2 separate regions of the Homo sapiens genome follow, and region 1 is linked to region 2. A link is a contact called in ENCODE Hi-C data. All regions are on one chromosome and are shown on one strand. The core of a region is the stretch at or near the end of the contact, and the rest is flanking DNA. Distances in the headings are between cores, read along the strand shown. Region 1 overlaps KITLG (KIT ligand). Region 2 overlaps KITLG (KIT ligand).

The links. A loop is a pair of places that touch in the nucleus more often than their neighbours do. Pooled maps may share reads with other maps.
Region 1: a map of psoas muscle shows a loop between it and region 2 (1.8-fold over the local background). The contact joins two enhancer-like sites. A Hi-C loop is called at or near these places in 2 of 168 maps with a recorded cell type or tissue (breast epithelium and psoas muscle) and 1 of 50 pooled maps.

The regions. Positions count from the first base shown.
Region 1 is chr12:88,550,102-88,556,407 of GRCh38, reverse strand. The region is part of intron 1 of KITLG (KIT ligand); the gene reads left to right. Among named protein-coding and RNA genes, the nearest start is that of KITLG, 27 kb to the left of the region's middle. Within about 2 kb of position 1,892, at least 7 of the 41 ENCODE cell types and tissues checked have a DNase peak (open chromatin) inside an H3K27ac peak, as active enhancers do.
Region 2 is chr12:88,499,985-88,507,149 of GRCh38, reverse strand. It overlaps KITLG (KIT ligand), which reads left to right. Exons shown (of 10, transcript NM_000899.5): 7 at 13-122; 8 at 772-839; 9 at 1,915-1,991. The coding sequence ends at 1,954. Among named protein-coding and RNA genes, the nearest start is that of KITLG, 77 kb to the left of the region's middle. Within about 2 kb of position 5,034, at least 2 of the 41 ENCODE cell types and tissues checked have a DNase peak (open chromatin) inside an H3K27ac peak, as active enhancers do.

The DNA.
Region 1 (6,306 bases), core at 643-3,142, 52 kb before region 2:
GTTGCCCTCTCTCCCCCAGTCCATCCTTCATTCTGATGCCTGATAAACCTTTTAACAATAAATCAGATCTTGACACTCCCTTGCTTAAAATCATTCCAGGTCTCCCCAGTGCTTTTAAAATGAAATCTAAATCAATTAGCAAGGAGGGCCTCTGCATATCTCTCTAGCCTTGCCTTTTTTTTTTTTTTTGCTTATTCTTTGAAACTTATTTTCCAATGGAGTAAAAAAATCACAGAATTCTAAGAACATGCCTTGTTTCCACACTTCTGTGGGCACCTGCTACTTCCTCTCTCAGGGGTCTTCTCCCTCACTAACTTTGAGTTGGCTGCCCCCGATCACCTTTGGAGAAGCTTCTCCCCCCAGAAACTATCAGCCCCTCCCTCAAATGCCCCTGTCCCCCAAATGCCCCCCTCCCCAAGTCAGGTTTAGCTGTACTTGGGGCAGGGGGCAGTTGAGGGAGGGGCTGGGCCTTTTCTCTCTGACTCCCACCACTGTGCTGTGTTCTCTAGTAGCTTGAGCTTCCTGAGGCCAGTGATCATAGTCTTTCTGTCTTTATCTTATGTATTTATTAGATACTCCATACATGTCTGTTAAATGAAGAAGTGGCCCCTGGGATAATGTTACTAGAAGTCTGAAAGCACCCAATTTTGTTTTTATAAGAAGAAACAACTTATCGCTTTATTTTTTGGGTTTCTCCCCTCCCTCTAGCTATGTAAATTTTTGTTTAAGCTATAGCTAAGTGTAACTTGATTTACCTGCTCGACTCATTTATTCAACCTGGTAATAACTTGACATGTAATTTCAATTTGAAACTGATTGAGTTAAAGAGACCTATATGCCTTCTGTAACATGACCCTTTAAAATAAAATTTAGTAGTTCATTAAATATAAATGAAGTCAGTTTTATTATCTAACTGGCCTAGTATTTTTCTTTCCAGCATAGATAGTGTAGGTTTTGGTTTATATCCAATCCAGCAATTTCCTAGCAAAGTGGCCATAAGGAAGTTACCTAATCTCTCCCGAATTGTGTTTTGCTCACCTGCAGAGTAGGGTAATAATATCTACCTGGTTGATGGGAGGATTACAGGAAATAATATCTGCAAACTGCTTGTCCTATGCACAGCCCCTTAGAAGTCAATATATTTTGAGTTATTTCCACTTTAAGTAGTATTTACATGTAGAACGAGGACTGATTATTAAAGGGTGAATTTCCCCAAATTTTTCTCATGCATTGAATACCTTGAAATCTTTAAATTCCCGTTACATTAAATTCCCTTATTATATTACATTGTCTGCCTTTTCATATTAAGCAACTTCTTTCTAGTTTTTTTTTGTTATAAGAGCATATTCATTACATATTTTAATGATCACCCATATTTTAAAACATTTTTAGCTTACTTCTTCACAAAAGGGAAGTTAGAAGAGTATCTTTACAAGATTTTGGCACCCACCAATTTGGACTCCAAGTTGGTCTGAGTTTCAATTAGTTACTCTGGTAACATCTGTTTTATTGATAGTAGTTAAGTTTCAAAAACTAACAAATCTACTAAATGTTTCAGTTGTCCCTTTAAGATTACTTAACAGTGCTTAGAGAAGAATTTTAGTCTGTGTAAGATGATTAGGTATTTTCCTTATAATGTTTAATGGTAAATTTTTAAGCAATTAAAAAGATCTGAAAAAAGAAGTCATATAGAACTGAATGGTTATTCACCAAATGAGGATCCTGTTGTTGGTTTACATAGATTATTTTTGGAAGATATGGTTCATATGAGTTAAGAAGACCTGAACTCAGGACCAATTACCATACCTGTATCTTGGTAACTTGCTTTCCTGTCTTTGGGTAGTTGAGCCAGTTGGCTCTCTTCCAAAATACATTTGGGCTACAAGGGAACTGCCTGCTTCAATAGCTGGTATGCAGGATTAAAGAGAAGATGAATGTTGTTTTTGGCAGCAGCTGCTGTTTTGTTCAGGGCAGCTCTAATACCATTTCGTAGGTCTGTGCATAAAGAAAATGAGCTACACAAACACTTAACTCTCTTTTTGACTTTGTGACGTCTGTAATATGGACCCTGACAATGCATATTTTAAAATCACTTCTCATATTCATAGAGAAAAAAAGGCTTTTTTTCTGTATTTTATTTTTTTGTTTTTCCAAGTTTAGAGGATTGGTATCTTCTGGTTTCTTGAACAGCATATGTCCCCCTGATATTCTTAGGCTGCATGCATTTTAATTTCTACTGAAGGAAAGGAATCTGCAGTGTGACTTATGTGTTGCAACACACGTTCAGATTAAGTCCATGGTTTGTTTTGGGTGTTTGTAGCTCCTTTTCCTGGCATGTGGCCTTTTACTGTAAGGAAAGCTCTGTGTTCAGGAGGGATTGGTTATTGAGTGAATAGTCCACTGGAGTCTGCTGATGTTTGTTCTCAACAAAAATGAAAATTAAGCAAGACCTTTGCCTTTGAGGTCTTCAACCTCATCTTCTTGTAAATCCCTCCCACCCCAGACTTCTTTAAAGTACTTTTCTAGTACTGTCTGCTACTGTCTGCTCCCAGAAAAGGACCAGCCACATCTGTCACTGATGTTAACATAAATTTTAGTCAGTATTACTTCCCTCTACCAGAACTGTTTCTACTGCATGCCTTGGTTGTAACAGTGCACACAGATTTCTCATTATTTTTTTTCCTAATCATGTAAATGATTTGAAGGCAACATTTAGCAATGAAAGGATTATTGGAATTTTGTGTGTTGTGGGGGAATAAACGGGGGACACTTTTGATGCATGTTTCTGAAAACAAAAATCGAGAACTACCCAGGACGATATGTGTCTATACAATGAAAGACTATCCAGAAATGAGGGGTTATCACACAATGAGCTTGACCTAGAGAGAAAAGTTGTACAATGATAAAACAAAGTAGCCAAAGAAAAATGTCATATACAGCTGCAGAGAATGTTAACAGAAAAAAAAAATAGATGATTACCCAAACTGAAAAGATACATTTTAGAGCAGAAGTCACAAACACAGGGACATTTTGCTTCAGTGTATCTCCATTAGGGTGTGTGTGAGCGTGTGTGCACACCCACATATTTAGGCACCCTATTCCCTCAGAGTTTCCAGAAATTGGAAGAAGAGGAAGAGAAAACAAAGATAAATATTTTGTTGATATATTGGAACATGTCATTTAATTGGAAGTCAGTTGTCTGTTAACTGAAGCTACTCTAAACACAGTTCAGAACTAAGAAATAAATGAAAAAGGTGTGTGAACTCAAAGTCAGTGTCAAAATATTCATGTGCTAAAGGTCATACTCTTTGTATATGGGAGATCTACTCTATAAAGTCTTTTCTCAGAAAGTTTTACTCAAACATTTTTGAAGTACTTGTCTTCTGGTTTCCTAGCCGATGCAAAGCCCATAAACCACACAACAAATAATTGCATAACACCCATAGTTTGAATAGTTTCTCATTTGATTCTTACTACTAGTTCATGAGATGGGTAAGGCAAAAATTATTTTTACTATCATTTTATAGGCTGATAAATGGATACTCAGGGAGATTAGCTGACTTGTTTGAAGTCACATGGGAAGGGACTGAGAGGTTTTCTGGATCCATGTTCTGCCCATGGTTTCCAAAAGCGTTTTTTTTTTTTAATTTCTTCTTGCCCTTGGAAACCTTTGTTTAAACAGAATCTTACTCAGAGGCATGAACAAATAAAACAACAAAAAAAGCTGAGCTGCTCTGCTTAAAATAAAGGGTGCGGGCCAATAATTCTGGCAGAGGCAATTCACTTTCCTCATTTGGAATAGCTTGACCATCACTACACTACACCTTTCATTCATTCATTCATTCCAAAAGTATTTCAATTGAGCTGTGTTTTATTTTTCTATTGCTGCTGTAATAAATTACCAAAAATTTAGTGACTGGCCGGGTGCAGTGGCTCATACCTGTAATCTCAGCATTTTGGGAGGCTGAAGTGGGTGGATTACCTGAGCTCAGGAGTTCAAGACCAGCCTGGCCAACATGGTGAAACTCTGTCTCTACCAAAAATACAAAAAAAAAAAGAAAAGAAAAAGGCCAGCCATGGTGGCAGGCACCTATAATCCCAGCTACTTGGGAGGCTGAGGCAGGAGAATCACTTGAATCTGGGAGGCGGAGGTTGCAGTGAGCCGAGATTGCACCACTGCATCCCAGCCTGAGCAACAGAGAGAGACTCTGTCAAAAAAAAAAAAAAAAAATTATCATAATTTTGAAGATCAAATGTTCAAAATAAGGCTCACTTACATCAAAGTATCAGTTGGACTATGTTGCTTTCCAAAGGCTCTAGGGGAGAATCTATTTCTTTCTCTTTTGCAGCTTCTAGAAGCTGCCTACATTTCTTGACTCTTGGTCCCTTCTCTCTATTTTCAATGCCAGCAAGGACATGTTGAGTCCTTTTCAGGTCACATTTCCCCGACCCTTCTTCCATCATCGCACCTCTCTCTGAACAGAGCTGGAAAATAGTCTCCATTTTTAAGGACCATGGGGATTAGATTGGACCCAGGGAATCTAGGATAGTCTCTTCATCTCTAGTTCTTAACGTAATCATGTCTGGAAAGTCCATTTTGCCATGTGTGGTGATGTATTCACAAGTTCCAAGAATTAGGACATGGACATCTTTGGGGCCATTATACTTCCTGCTGTAAGCTCCCATATGGGACACATGTTGTGTTCATCATCAAGAGTGCAGGAGACTAGAAATAGGCATGTTAGCAGTAACAATATGTTGCAAGTAATGACCTGACAATCTGGGGGAAACAGGAAAACTAAGGAACAAACAAATGAAACCTAAAATAAATTTTTAAAAGTTATACAAACAAGTACAGTAATTTGGAACCACTTGGAGAAGGGAAGCTACAACTACATAACTGAGATACTTTGAAAGTCTTCCTTTTATTTGATGAACCTGAACCGTCACAGAAAAGCAAAGTTTAATATTTCAATTCACTGTTTAAGAAATCAAAGTGTGTGTACAATATTAGAAAGACTTCTGTGTAGAAAAGTTAATACTGAAAAGTTTCTTTTTTATATAAAGAAGTAAGCTCTGCATTTCAGCTCTCTCCTGAGTATACTGATGAAGGAGGTGTCATTACTGCTTGGCAAAAATCTCAATATTTCTAACTTGATTATCTCCCTGTCCTAATGTTTAGCTATGCCAGAATGAATTCTTTAATTTTATGAAAGGTGGATATTTTTAATGGTAGCAAAGTATATGCAAAATTAAATTACAATATGAATTTATTTATAATGGCTTTAAAATAAAGGGCTTTAAGAAATATAGGTTTTTCAGAGATATTTGAATGTTCATAAGCTAACATAGATTTAATTTTAGCATTGACCCAGTGGATTTTTACAAAATGAACAAAACTGTGTCTTTGTAAGATATTTGAATTTAACTGATGCAAAAAAAATTTATGTTGCCCTGATCAAATCATTCTTCAATTATTATAGCAGTCTGTGTTGATATATTTTAAGGAACTATCAAAGGACATATATTAAAAATTATGATGACTTGAATAATATAGACTATTCAGCTGTGGCATGGAATATGGAACAGACTTGTCTCCATATGCTTGATATTTGCAAAAGTATTAAAGTTTTAGAGATCTGCTATCGCATCACAGTTCTCACAAACCATCTAACAGATTTGCAGGAGTTCTGGGACAGTGTAGAGGGGCTAAAAGGACAGGAGTTAGAATTGGACAGACCTGGGCTTACTGATTTCACCACTCAGAAGTCACCAAACCTCCCTGTACCTCAACTCCTTCATCTTTAAAATTAGGATATATGAAAGTTATTTTTTTCCTTATTAGATATCCAAGATGCTTGGTGTATAGTAAATGTTCAGTAACTTTTAGCTCTATTCATGGAATTGTTCCCAAAACACAACCAGCATCTGCATTCACATTCCAGCGCTCTGCCTGATAGCATTGAACTACCTATACTCCTATTTAAAGCCACACTTCCTACTTGAGAACTGAATCTCACCCCTTCTTTCCTGCTCAAGGCTGTTGCCCAAGCAGTCCCCTCTCTTCTGACCTATATTGCCAATTGCTTCCTCCTACTGGATCATTCCCATAGGCATACACTCATTCTGGTATTTCAACCTTCTTACAAATAAAACTCTCTTCACCCCCAATTTCTTGCCAGCTACTTCCCCATCTTGGTTTTATTTATTTATGTGTTTGTTTATCCAGTTGCTCTCCTTTGAAGGAAAACTCTTCAAAACAGCTGTTCATACTCACTGTTTCTGGTTAATCTCATCTCCTGCTTT
Region 2 (7,165 bases), core at 3,785-6,284:
TTTAAATTATAGGGAAGGCCAAAAATCCCCCTGGAGACTCCAGCCTACACTGGGCAGCCATGGCATTGCCAGCATTGTTTTCTCTTATAATTGGCTTTGCTTTTGGAGCCTTATACTGGAAGGTAAGTGGTACCATTCCTTTTTTTAAAAATATGCTATGTTTACATAAATTATCATCTTTTTTTCCTCAAGAAATGATCCTTTAAGAAAACAGTGAATTCTACCTTAGCTTATAATCTAAACAAAATTTAAATTTTATAAAGTTTCCTGTTTCTCATTATGTCTGGAGACAATCCCTCTAGCTGATAATTCACGCTTAAGAATTAGGAACTGGTGTTAATAGCCTGAACTAAATATGAAAAGGAAGATCTGACGAAAATCATATGATATACTTAAAAGACAAATAGAAATGTCATTTGTATTATCTGCTATTTTGGATTTCTACTCTTTTGTTCTCTTCTTATTGAAGCCTGTCTAAAATTTTAAAATGTGCAAAAATCATTGTGACTCAGCTTCTTGAAATGTCTTTTGAATTTGATTAAGTGTCAGCTTCTTTATTACTCTTTAGCCCCCAACATCCTAAAAATGTTGAGTTGATAGTACCATGCAGCTTTCATAATTTTTTATTACAAAGATATTTTGCATGCTACATGCTGAAAAAACTGTTATTGGAGTTATTGCCATAAAAGATAAAAGTGGAGTCCACTTACCTCTTAAATATTAGACCATTCATTGATTATTTTACAGTATATGTCTTTCTTCTTTTTCCAGAAGAGACAGCCAAGTCTTACAAGGGCAGTTGAAAATATACAAATTAATGAAGAGGATAATGAGATAAGGTATTTTGTTTTGCTAAATGTGTGCCCAATCAAGCATGACATTGCCATTTCACACACTGTGTACCTGCCCATAATGTCTTTAAGAAGTCCTTCACTCATGACAGTAGCTCCTAACCAGTGAGTCCCAACTCTATCCATGTTTCTGATGTCTCACTCTCTCTTCAGTGCTGCATCTCCATTTACCTACAGAATACCTTCACATAATTGTCTTCATGACTCTTCTTAGGGTTTGTAAAGGGGTTACCTCTGCTTTCTTATTTAAGTAAGGCAGCAGAATCTTCTCAGACTCCTGGTTGTGGAACTCTGGAGGCACATTTGCTCATGTTCTGTCTTTTCCACACTTTTATCAAAACATACTGATTCAGCTCTTGGAGCGTCTTCCTAAGCTTAGTTCTTTCAGTAGGAAGCATTATCATCACTGACATCTTTATGATCTCATGAGTTGCTGCCACTGATCTTTTCTTTAGCCCTTCTAAACTCAACCTTTAGTCACACTCTTCTGTAAACCCTGGTTCATAGTGTGACTTCTTATTCAAAATACGTTCAGTGATTTTCTCTTGTATATTTTATATATCTTTTATTTTACTCTGGCTTTCAGAGCCCTTAACTATTCTCAACATACTCGTTGTTTTCTCTAAAGCTGAATACAAAATTTGCTGTAAGATGACTTTCCATTCACTGTAGCTGGCTCTTGTCATTCTTTCACCTTACCCTATACTGCCCAGCACTCATATGTTCCCTTACCTTTGATTATAATTTTCATTTGGTGTGTTGCCTTCTCTCATGTCATGCCTGTATGTATACACAGACACATATGAAATGCATATAGGCATGCTTGGTATGTGTATATGCATATACAGAGAAAGAAATGTTTTAACTACTTGGAAAGACTACCTTAAGACAAATGAAGTCTTCCCTCTTCCCTATAGTAATAAGAAGGTAGGCTCCCCATTCAATTTTGCAATCTTCTGCTACTATATTTACAGAAAAGCTGCCTTTTACAATGCCGAGATCATGGTGTACCTCAGAATCTCTGACCAAGAGCAAATAAGCATTTTTTCTTATTGTTTTTCAGTATGTTGCAAGAGAAAGAGAGAGAGTTTCAAGAAGTGTAATTGTGGCTTGTATCAACACTGTTACTTTCGTACATTGGTAAGTTTTTTTCTTCTTTCCTTTTTTTTTCTTTTTTTTATTATACTTTAAGTTCTAGGGTACATGTGCACAATGTGCAGGTTTGTTACGTATGTTTACATGTGCCATGTTGGTGTGCTGCACCCATTAACTCGTCATTTACATTAGGTATATCTCCTAATGCTATCCCTTCCCCCTCCCCCCACCCCATGACAGGCTCCATTGTGTGGTGTTCCCTACCCTGTGTCCAAGTGTTCTCATTGTTCAATTCCCACCTATGAGTGAGAACACGCAGTGTTTGGTTTTCTGTCCTTGCGATAGTTTGCTCAGAATGATGGTTTCCAGCCTCAGTCATACATGTGCATGTGTCTTTAGAGCAGCATGATTTATAATTTTATAATCCTTTGGGTATATACCCAGTAATGGGATGCCTGGGTCAAATGGTGTTTCTAGTTCTAGATCCCTGAGGAATCACCACACTGACTTCCACAATGGTTGAACTACTTTACAGTCCCACCAACAGTGTAAAAGTGTTCCTATTTCTCCACATCCTCTGCAGCACCTGTTGTTTCCTGACTTTTTAATGATCACCATTCTAACTGGTGTGAGATGGTTATCTCATTGTGGTTTTGATTTGCATTTCTCTGATGGCCAGTGATGATGAGCATTTTTTCACGTGTCTGTTGGCTGCATAAATATCTTCTTTTGAGAAGTGTCTGTTCATATCCTTCGCCCACTTTTTGATGGGGTTGTTTGATTTTTTCTTGTAAATTTGTTTAAGTTCTTTGCAGATTCTGGATATTAGTCCTTTGTCAGATGGGTAGATTGTAAAAATTTTAATTCAAACTGAAATATTTAGCAAGAACTATACAGCATATGAGATGCCAAAGTTTAGAAACAAACTTCATTAGTAAGTCTTCTATCAAGCAGATGTCAGTATGTTGGCTGAAGCTGTTACATAATTGAAATGTGCATATCTAATTCATTGTGTATTCTCCAGTTTTGAAAGGTAAGCAGTGTTTGTCCTGACTAGTGGATTCATCTAGTGTGGGATATGCACAAAAATTAACAGTTGTATGTTTACTTAGACTGTTTTTGAGACCAGAAAATTAATTAGACAAGGGAAATATAGCAAATTAGGACTAAAATTAAGTATTACTAATAGAATAAAAATATATGGAATCAATTTTATTTAGGTGTGACCACTATAACATGACTGTATCCCATGTGTTAGATGCTGAAACAAGAGAAAACCAGAATGTTTCCCTGCCATTTTCAGGAAAAAGAGAAAACATCCAAATATCTTAGAGTCAGGAGAGTAAGATTTTCCAGGTCAATTGCCACCTTCCACATGACTAGTAATAATTATGCATTATAATAGTTCAGAGCCCAGGATGCACGGAACATAAACGCATGGCAGACAGGTGCTGTGACTGTGTGGGTCTGCGGAGGGATTGTGGGAGAAAGGAGAGTAAGATGTGGCTAGAAGGTACTGGTATCATTATCTCCTGTCCCGTCTGCTTTCTCTGCTCCCTTGCTGCAGATACTGTTGCGGGAAGACCCACAGCTGCATTAACTTAATCAGTATTGATTCATGCTGTCCCTCACTTTTGCTTCTGCTAATTGGCTGTTATTTTTGTTACTGGCATGGAATCCTGAGAGCATTTACCACAGTTGCATGCGAATATTCTCTCCTCTTTCAAATTCCTCATTTCTTCTGTGCATTCCCTCATTGTCAAAGGATTATTTACTCTCCTCTTTATTACCTAGATAGTCTGTGGTGGATTCCTTCTTTACCCTGCAAGTCACTGCCCTTCCAGCTTTAACTCCTGTCCCAGGTTCAGAGATTTGTCTCTAGACTTAATCTTCTTCAGTGGAACTGAGTCATAAATTATCTTGCCTCCTGTATGAGCTTACTTTTATGGTTATACAGCAACATTTTTTAACAACTCAAGATAACATGATATAATTATGTTGCACATTTCTCTAACACTGTAATACTTTATTCTACACACTCTGTCACTTTTACCTTCAATCATACTCTTGATTAACATGTCCGTAGCATGAATAGCACCCTCTATTTTCTGCTGCCCATTGCCACTTCTTTCTAGGCTCATTCTTCCTGTCAAATAATGTAAATGGATAGACCGTTTGCTTGACACTTTTTATTTTCCGAAGCAATATTTCCCAAGCTGAAACCATGCTTTTTCCTAGAAATTCATTTTTTTGCCTTTGAACCATAAGATGAGATTCACTGTTTTCTTTTTTTTTTCCTTCCTTTTCTTCTTCTTGACAGCCATTTCAGTTCTCTCAAGTGGCATTCACAAACCACACATTAAATGGTTAATTGAGTCTTAAATGCTCAAATGCTCAAGTAATGTCCTCTGTTGTTTGGTTTGGGATTGCATTGCTGGGATCCTGTTTTGGCACACAGGTCTTTAATCATGTGGTTTTAATTACGACATTCGTCCCATGACATTTGGGAGTGGATTAGGATACGGAAACCCAGGCCATTTGTTTAGGAGGAAAAAAGATGGTATTTTAAAGCAACCATAGTCAAACAACTTATGAATGTGTTGAATAGTCAGTTAGCATTCCAAGAAAAGAGTTAGGTCTTTCTGTTTCTTGCTGTACCCTCAACACCTAACTTGCTGCCCGTGCATTGTTGGCTCTCTATAAATGTTTGTTGAATGAGAGACTGAGTGAGTGACTCAGCCCTAAATGAAAGTTTAAGCAAATGGCAAAGAAGATTGTTCTTCTGAAGTAGGGTTTGTTTTTATCTTTTGTGTGAATGTGTGTATTTAATGTATTGGGTTGGATTAATGAGACAGCAAGGTATGCATATCAAGGGGGAATATAATCACATGAGAAATTAACTAATAAATTATTTTTCTTAAGGTATGAATTATTACTCATGTATAAAATGAATCACATTAGCCAGGTTAAAGAAGCCAGAATTATCCAGAAAAAAACCCAGCTCACTTATTCAGTAGTCAATGGGAAATAGATGGCAGAATGAATGAAAACATGACTCATTCTCCTTCACAAAGTGCCTTACTCGTCATCTCTGCAAAGCTCCACCAAGGCTCAGGTCACATACTGCCACCTACAAAAACCTGACTTCCCAAATGAAAATAATCTCTATTTCTGGCCCTCTAAATAGATTTCATATGACACTTGGTAGGACATCACAGTCACCTAAATGAACATTTTGTGCCCTTTTCAAAACCATAAACTCTTAGGGGGCAGGATTTTTTTTTCTTAATTTAGTTTTGGAGCCCCACTAAACAATGTCACTTATACTGTGCACATATAAATGATGAATAACTATTTGTTGAATAAATTAATGGAAAGATGAATGAATATCTCAGAATTACAATAAGATGAGAATAAAATATATGAAAATAAAAACAGAAATAAACTTGTATGTGTCTATGAGTACATAAGAATTCAAATGCTGAGGGAAAAGTAGGAAAAGAGGTAGAAAAGGGCCAGTTCGTCCTCAGAATCTGAAAACCCCAAAGTAAAAATGTGTGTATATCATTTGTAATCATCTATTGACTACCCATTATATGAAGTAAACCCTTACATTTGGCCTTCTACCAGCAGAGATGGAAAACCCTCCAAGGAACTCTTAAGTCTAGTTCCTAGATAGGTGTGTAGTAGAGGGAAGGTCTGGGAGAACAAACTGTGATGTGGTTGGAGAGAAAATCTTCTAAAAAATAAGAATAACCGTAGTAAAAAATGCCAAGACAGAAATAAAATGTGGAGTTGCAATTATACATTTAAAAAATAGATATAATTTGGATTATAATCATTTTCTTGGTTAACAAGGAAGGGGAAAAATACAAGGAATGACTCAGGTTTATGGCAAGGATTTCTCCCTGAAATGGAAGTTTCACCAACTAAAACAAATTAAATCAAGACAAATATTGGAACACTAGAATAGAGAACATATGGGCTAGTTCTCTTAAGGAAATAACCTATAATTGGAAAATGAAAAGAAGGAGGGTTTAATATCTTAACTACAAGGAACAAACGTGGAAGGAATGTATTGAACTAGAAACAACAACAAAAAAAGTTGCACCTAGGAATAAATAGGCCAGGAGTGGTAGCTCATTCCTGTAATCCCAGTACCTTGGGGGGCTGAGGTGGGAGGATCACTTGAGCCCAGGAGTTCGAGACCAGCCTGGGAAACATAGGAAGACCCCATCTCTACAAATAATTTAAAAATTGGGTGGGCATAGTGGTATGCACCTATGGTCTCAGCTACTCAGGAGGCTGAGGCAGGAGGATTGCCTGAGCCCGAGAGGTTGAGGCTGTAATAAGCCATGATCAAATCACAGCATTCCAACCTGGGTGATAGAGCAAGGCCTGGTCTCAAAATATAAAAATAAAAAATTAACTGAAGTGTGTTTATTTGACACCATGCGTGAGAACAGCTATGTGAAAAGTTAAAAATTTACTTGGTCACATAGCTTATGCCAAATATCCATAGTAGCATCCTACAAAAACCTTTTTCATATTGGGTTGTGGATAGCAAAGATTAAGATAGATAAATAAAACAGATGGATTACATTAAAAACTTTATGTTAATACGTTACAGGAAACTTTTGCTCTTTACTCTTCCCACAAATGTGATTCCAACAAACTCTAGCAGGTGCATTGATGGATGCAAAGCTTAATATAACTTTGTTGTGTCCTCAAATTGTTTATAGCCTACAAAAGGAAATCAGACATATACATAATAACCAATTTTTAAAAGTGAACTAAAAGTTTACAGAGTTACTTTGATCAAAGTCCAGGCCTCTGCATATGTTCATACAAGTTGTGAATTCAACACAGTTCTAGATACTGGAATGAATGACATATTAGAATTGAGCACACCCAAATACAGTTACCTATTTTTGAAAGGAGAGAGAAATCACTAACAATAGGAGAAAAGCTTCACTTTGTAAGTGGTGGAGGTAGCATCTGTACTGAGCACATGGCGTAAACTAAGTCAGTATAGTCCCAAAGTAGAAACTGTGTTCAAGGGTCAGTTTGGACAGTTGGATTCCAGTGGAAGTCACATATAAAGAGTTAAATGCTGAGAAGAAAGGGTGAGCATCGGTTTGAGAAAGGGTTTGAATTCCAGGAATGGGGCTTAAATGCCTTGTGTCACATAAGGAGGTATTGGGAGAAAATGGTGTAGG